Regions from separate parts of the Homo sapiens genome. Here region 2 is linked to region 1. The links are chromatin loops, found by intact Hi-C in ENCODE. Cell type or tissue: CD4-positive, alpha-beta T cell. All regions are shown on one strand. Links, peaks and the distances in the headings refer to the core of each region. The heading gives the core; the rest is flanking DNA. Region 1 overlaps KMT2C (lysine methyltransferase 2C). Region 2 overlaps ACTR3B (actin related protein 3B).

Evidence for each region. A loop is a pair of places that touch in the nucleus more often than their neighbours do. Peaks named below come from ENCODE experiments on the same cell type or tissue, not always from the same donor. Only the 100,000 strongest peaks of a DNase experiment are listed, where the experiment ranks them.
Region 2: it touches region 1 in a loop (5-fold over the local background); 10 of 110 quality-filtered maps call a loop at or near these places.

The regions. Positions count from the first base shown.
Region 1 is chr7:152,335,823-152,338,750 of GRCh38, reverse strand. The region is part of intron 2 of KMT2C (lysine methyltransferase 2C); the gene reads left to right. Among named protein-coding and RNA genes, the nearest start is that of KMT2C, 99 kb to the left of the region's middle. RefSeq lists an enhancer at 1,523-1,762. In CD4-positive, alpha-beta T cell, for the core only: a CTCF peak has its summit at 1,796 (motif pointing left); a DNase peak (open chromatin) is centred at 1,780; H3K4me3 peaks cover 755 bases; H3K27ac peaks cover 798 bases.
Region 2 is chr7:152,823,555-152,826,482 of GRCh38, reverse strand. ACTR3B (actin related protein 3B) reads right to left here. Exons shown (of 12, transcript NM_020445.6): 9 at 1,361-1,453. Among named protein-coding and RNA genes, the nearest start is that of ACTR3B, 65 kb to the right of the region's middle. In CD4-positive, alpha-beta T cell, for the core only: no CTCF peak of the experiment used is centred there; no DNase peak of the experiment used is centred there.

The DNA.
Region 1 (2,928 bases), core at 321-2,820:
TGAAAAGAGCACATCAGGCTTTAGAGTTACACAACCCGATTTTGTATCCCAGCTTTGTTTCCTATTAGCTTTGTGATCTTGAGCTTGTAATTAACTTTCAGATTTTAGTTTCCTTATCTTTTGAATGAAGAAAATATGTTAGATGTTATTCTTTTTTTAAAAGAGAAAACTTGAGAGAGAACTATTAGGCACACTTTGATTTATCCTTTTAGTTTTAGCTGGGCTTCTAATACCTTTCTGAAGCCTTTCTGAGCTGTATTCCCCACCTCTTCCCCTTAACTCCCATCATGCCATGTGCTTACCAGCATCATCATTATTGTGTCCTATTTTTATTTTCAGTCTTTCATCTAGATCCATTAAACGTAGGGATCTTGACTATCTTTGTAATGACTACCATTTGAATAGAAATTATAGTATGTACTTGTTACTCAAAATTTTGTTTGGTAAATAACCATTCTAAATTAATGATATATTAACTCTGGAGCATAGATCGGAGGGGGCTAAATAAATGTCTTCTTTATTCTCATTAATTCTCATAATGCAATTTAATAATTCATGATGTGACATCAAGAGTTAGAAATTGAGTAGGTGAGGGCTGGGCACGGTGGCTCATGCCTGTAATCCCAGCACTTTGGGAGGCTGAGGCAAGCGGATCACGAGGTCAGGAGATCGTGACCATCCTGGCTAACACAGTGAAACCCCGTCTCTACTAAAAAAATACAAAAAATTAGCCAGGTGTGGTGCCGGGCGCCTGTAGTCCCAGCTACTTGGGAGGCTGAGGCAGGAGAATGGCGTGAACCTGGGAGGCAGAGCTTTCAGTGAGCTGAGATCGCGCCACTGCACTCCAGCCTGGGCGGCAGAGCGAGACTCTGTCTTTAAAAAAAAAAAAAAAAATCAAGTTGTATAAGTGAGGTGGACAAGTGAATCCATAGACTATAGTGTGTGAATGTAGATAGAGGTCATCAGAATAGCAGCTACATCACTACACTTAAGACGTTGAGCTAAGTGCTTTTCATGCGTTCTTTTTTTTTTATTTTTGGATCATAAAGACAGTTTTATACTAGGTGGTATTGTCTGTCTTAAATGACGAGCAAAGTAAAATTGAGATGAAGTTAAGTAACTTGCCAAAGGTCACATTGCTAGCAGATGGCAGAGCTAGAATGCAGACTCGGAACCATTGGATTCCAAGCCTTTGGTTTTAACTAACACAGCAGACACCTTTTGCTATTAAACTTTCTCATGTCTTAGAACCAATTTGTGTAGGATAAATTAGAGTCATTGGAGGTGGAAAAGTAAAGGTTTAAAAGAGGGTATGTTATGAACTTATTTAAGGGAAAGGGTTAGATCTAATTTATCTTTGCATCCCCAGAGATAATGCCTGGCACATAGCTGATGCTATTTAATGAAGTGCACATTGTCTTCAAGTTCTCTTAGGAATCTACTTACATGTGATTAGGTTCTCTTTTTTATTGTTGTTGTTGAGACAGGGACTTGCTCTGTCACCCAGGATGGAGTGCAGTGGTGTGATCTTGGTGCAGCTGCAACCTCTGCCTCCCAGGCTCAAGTGATTCTTCCACCTCAGCCTCCTGAATAGCTGGGTCTACTGGTGTGTGCCACCAAGGCCGGCTGAATTTTTTTTGCTTTTGCCATGTTGCCCAGGCTGGTCTTGAACTTCTGGGCTTAAGTGATCCTCCTGCTTCCCAAAGTGCTGGGATTACAGGCTTGAGCCACCACGCCAGGTCAATGATTAGGTTCCTTAGTATAGTTTACCACTGTACATGTGCCACCTAGTGGATGGAGATTATCCGTAGATAGTGGCTACAGATGAAATCGCCTTGCCTGTCCTTATCCCAGGGTTGCAGTTGTCCCCACCTTTCTGACTTTGGTGCATTTTGTGACCAAGTGTCATTGCCTGTATTTTAGGTCAGGTTCAAAGTAAGGGAAAAGATATATTAGGGATTTTATATTCAAGAAAAATACCACACTGAATTTTTAAAAATGCAATGTAATTTTTTAAATGTCTGCTCCAATTTCCACAGTTTGGCTTGCAGGCAGTTTGAGCTAATTGGACCTCATGAAAGGCAAAAACTCTGCAAAGTGGTGGAGTCGCCAAACCTGGACTGTTTTATTGGTTGAATGGCTAGCTTCTTTCTTTAGGCAAAGCATAGGATAGTATTCAAGAGTACATTTTTAATAATAAACTGGAGATAATTAAGTACTGGCATCAGGCATATTTCCTCAGATATCACTGGGTTTGTAGCCATTTCATCCAGAGCATCTCTGGATGACATCTCTGGTTGGATCCCTGGTTGACATCATTTTTATCCAGAGCAGTCTGTTTCACATTCTGCTGCCAAACTCTGACAATTGTTTGAAGACTAGGATTAGGAGAAGAGAGAGAGACATAAACACTCAGTTGTCCTGCCTTGACTTTGACAGATACTAAGATCTAACATAGTCTACCAAATGAAGAGTGACAGTTAAAGACAGCTTCTGTTATTACCTGAAGTATCAAATATTTAGTGATACCTTTTTTGTTGTTTGTTCCTATTTTGTGGCAGGAATTACTGCTATCTAGGAAGCAGTCATAGAGTCCTCTTTATTTGTTAAAGAACACAAGACTGAAACAACAAAATCTAAACCAAAAGTAAAACCAAAACTATCGCTCCCTACTGTTTCTTTAGCAGATCCAAGTTAGAATCATGGGCAGAGCCAGTAATAATAATAGCTAGAGGAGAAAAGAGAACAGGATGAACTCTGAAAGCCTGTCTTCTTACCTGCTTTATGGGATCAGATCTGGTGCCGATCCTATTTCTTAAAAAACAAAAAAAAAACAAAAAAACCCTATAGTCTGAATCTGTTTTTTTCTCTTTGAAATGCAGGAAACATAATTTCAAAAGGTTGTATACCTGCAAACCTACTGGCCAA
Region 2 (2,928 bases), core at 192-2,691, 490 kb before region 1:
AACTGAACTGTAATTTGTTTACACCCTCAAAAGTTATCTAAACAGAAAAAAATTTTAATTATAAAAAAATCTTAACAGTAAAATTTCAAACAACTTTAAAACACAAAATGGAGAAAGTAAAAGTTATCCATCATTCCACCCCAAAGATATTTTATTTACTTTAAGAGTTTAGCATACATAATTCAAAAAATACGCAAACTATATATTTTATATAAAATGAAATATATGTAAATTTTACAAGTTCCTTTTTCACTTAATATATACTATAGCTATCTTTTCATCTGAATTTATATTGATTTACCTCATTCTTTTAAAAAGCTACATAGTATTCCACGGCACAGGTGACGCAATGCTGAGTGCTGTCAGTTGAGCCTGATTCTCTTCTCTGTACAATTCAGCGACCTGAGTCTGAGTAAGGCGAGTGAGTCATGCCACTGAGCTGACGGCGCGACTCACTCAAGCAAAGACTGATTAAAGGTGCAGGAAGGCTAATTGCCCATCACCTCCTGCTCACCATCTCGGGCTGTCAGTAGGATTTCTTTTTACTCAATAATCATATAGACTAGATTTTCCTCATTCCAGGTTTCAAAATTCCCTGAAATCTAAGAATTTTGAAAAAAATCATAATAATACATGAGCATATTCTATCTGACTGTCCCATTTTGGGCTCTAACTTCTATGTGATGACACCACATTGGCACCAAACCCAAATATGCATGAAACGAAACCAATGGAATTCACGGAAAGCATGGGGGAGGGCACCGCTCTTACTTTCCATCGATATTTGTGGCTAAAACTGTCCACCTTAAAATATATCTTGTCAGATAATAATAAAATATATTTACAATACTGAAATACTTCCAGTTGGCCGGGCATGGTGGCTCATGTCTGTAATCCCAGCACTTTGGGAGGCCAAGGCGGGTGGATTGCCTGAGCTCAGGAGTTCGAGACCAGCCTGGGCAACATGGTGAAACACCGTCTCTACTGAAATACAAAAAAAAAAATTCGCTGGGTGTGGTGGCGTGCACCTGTAGTCCCAGCTACTCAGGAGGCTGAGGCAGGAGAATTGCTTGAACCCAGGAGGTGGAGGTTATAGTGAGCTGAGATCGCACCACTGCACTCCAGCCCGGGTGACAGAGCAAGAGTCCGTCTCCAAAATAAAATAAAATAAAATAAAAATTCTAGTTAACTGAGTCATATTTCCATTTTCTCTTACAATTATATTGTCTTTAACAAATCCTATGAAACAGAAGGTGAAACAGGGATATTTACTAGTAATAGACAGTAATACCGTCTTCTAAGAATTATGGGCCTTTAATTGTGGAATGAAATCAAAGTACCTTACCCAGGCAGCTCATACCTTATACAGCGGGCGCCGCACATCGATGGGGCAGTTCTGTATTACTTCATCAACAACATCTGAGATGGACTCCATAAAGTCTGGGTTGGCAAACTGAATTGTGTATCAATATAAAAGAAACATTACACATTTCTCTCAAATAGAACAACATGCACACTTCTTTAAAGTAACTTTAACAAATATACAATTTATTATAACTTAAAAGAATTCACATTGGAATGAAGGATATGTCAAATGAATCCCATGTGACTACAAGTGCGTGGAGCGGTGATGACACATTTCTCCTCATGAGGTAAAATGTATGGATTTAGTGAAGAAAAAATACCAACAACATCACAGACAGACCACCCCCACCCCATGAATACACAGTGATTCAGTCTACTAAGAGCAGTGGAGAGTATGTGCACGATCTATGTGACACGCAGTGAGAAACATGACTTTGACATATCATTTGACAATATTCGTATTATGAGAAAATTAGTATATAAGGAAAAAGAAATAGGTTCAATGAAAGATTAATTAAACCTGGTCTAGAAGATGCAGGGAAGTGTTTTGTTTAATGAGAAGGGTTTGTTTAACATGAAACAATCCACATGATAATCATGTTATTGAATAAACAGCCATAGATTCAATTCCATAAGTTAAATAAGCTAAAGTATAACAAATTCAACTCAATTACATTTCATTTGAAATATTTTAAAAAATCAAAGTAAGCTTGAATGTGCACTCTCAGAGGAAGGAGGAGGATATTCAGTTGCTCACCAGCTGTTCACTGGACATTTGACTGTTCTATGTCCATTTCAAATCAACATATTAAAAGTGAGCATTCACTAGATTATCATTATTATTTTATTATTCAGATTACTAGCGAGGAACACATTCTATGCTGTTTCTCTGTACAAAATAGTCATATACACATCTAAAAACAAACAGCAGTTTGTAACCCACCTACTGAATATAAACTGAATTAGCCAGGAATATATACCAAAATATAAATAAAATGCATTATATGTAAATCTTAAAATGTGCCTCTTAATTACTGCTTTCTGCAAAAGCACTAATAATTCCTTATGACTACTAGTTAAAATGATGACATTTCTAATTCTTAAGATTATCTAAATAATAGAAATGCTGGCCTTAGACAGAAGCTTTACCTAACTTGCAGCAGGGAATAGAGCAGGACCAACTGTCCAGGGTTAAAATTAGAAGTTAGGAAGGGCAATCACCAAAGATAGAAAGGTTACATATTATCCCACTCTTATGCACAGGCAACCTCCATATAGGCCTTGAGAGTAGCTACTTGTAATGCTGGCATGTGACCACCCACAACCCTTGGAGATTACTTTTAATTCTATTGTCATCTATTGCTCCTAAAAGTCTTCCTATTTGTGGTATAACCCATCCTTAACTATTAAAACAGATAACCAGCTCTACGGAGAGGCAAACTGAACAATCTGTCAAGCAGACAAACTGCACAGGGGATGCAGAGAGACCGAATGACGGCCACCCTGCTCACAGGCCCTTCGCTGGGAACTGCTCTTTCTACACTCTGGGTGGCAGTATCGCTC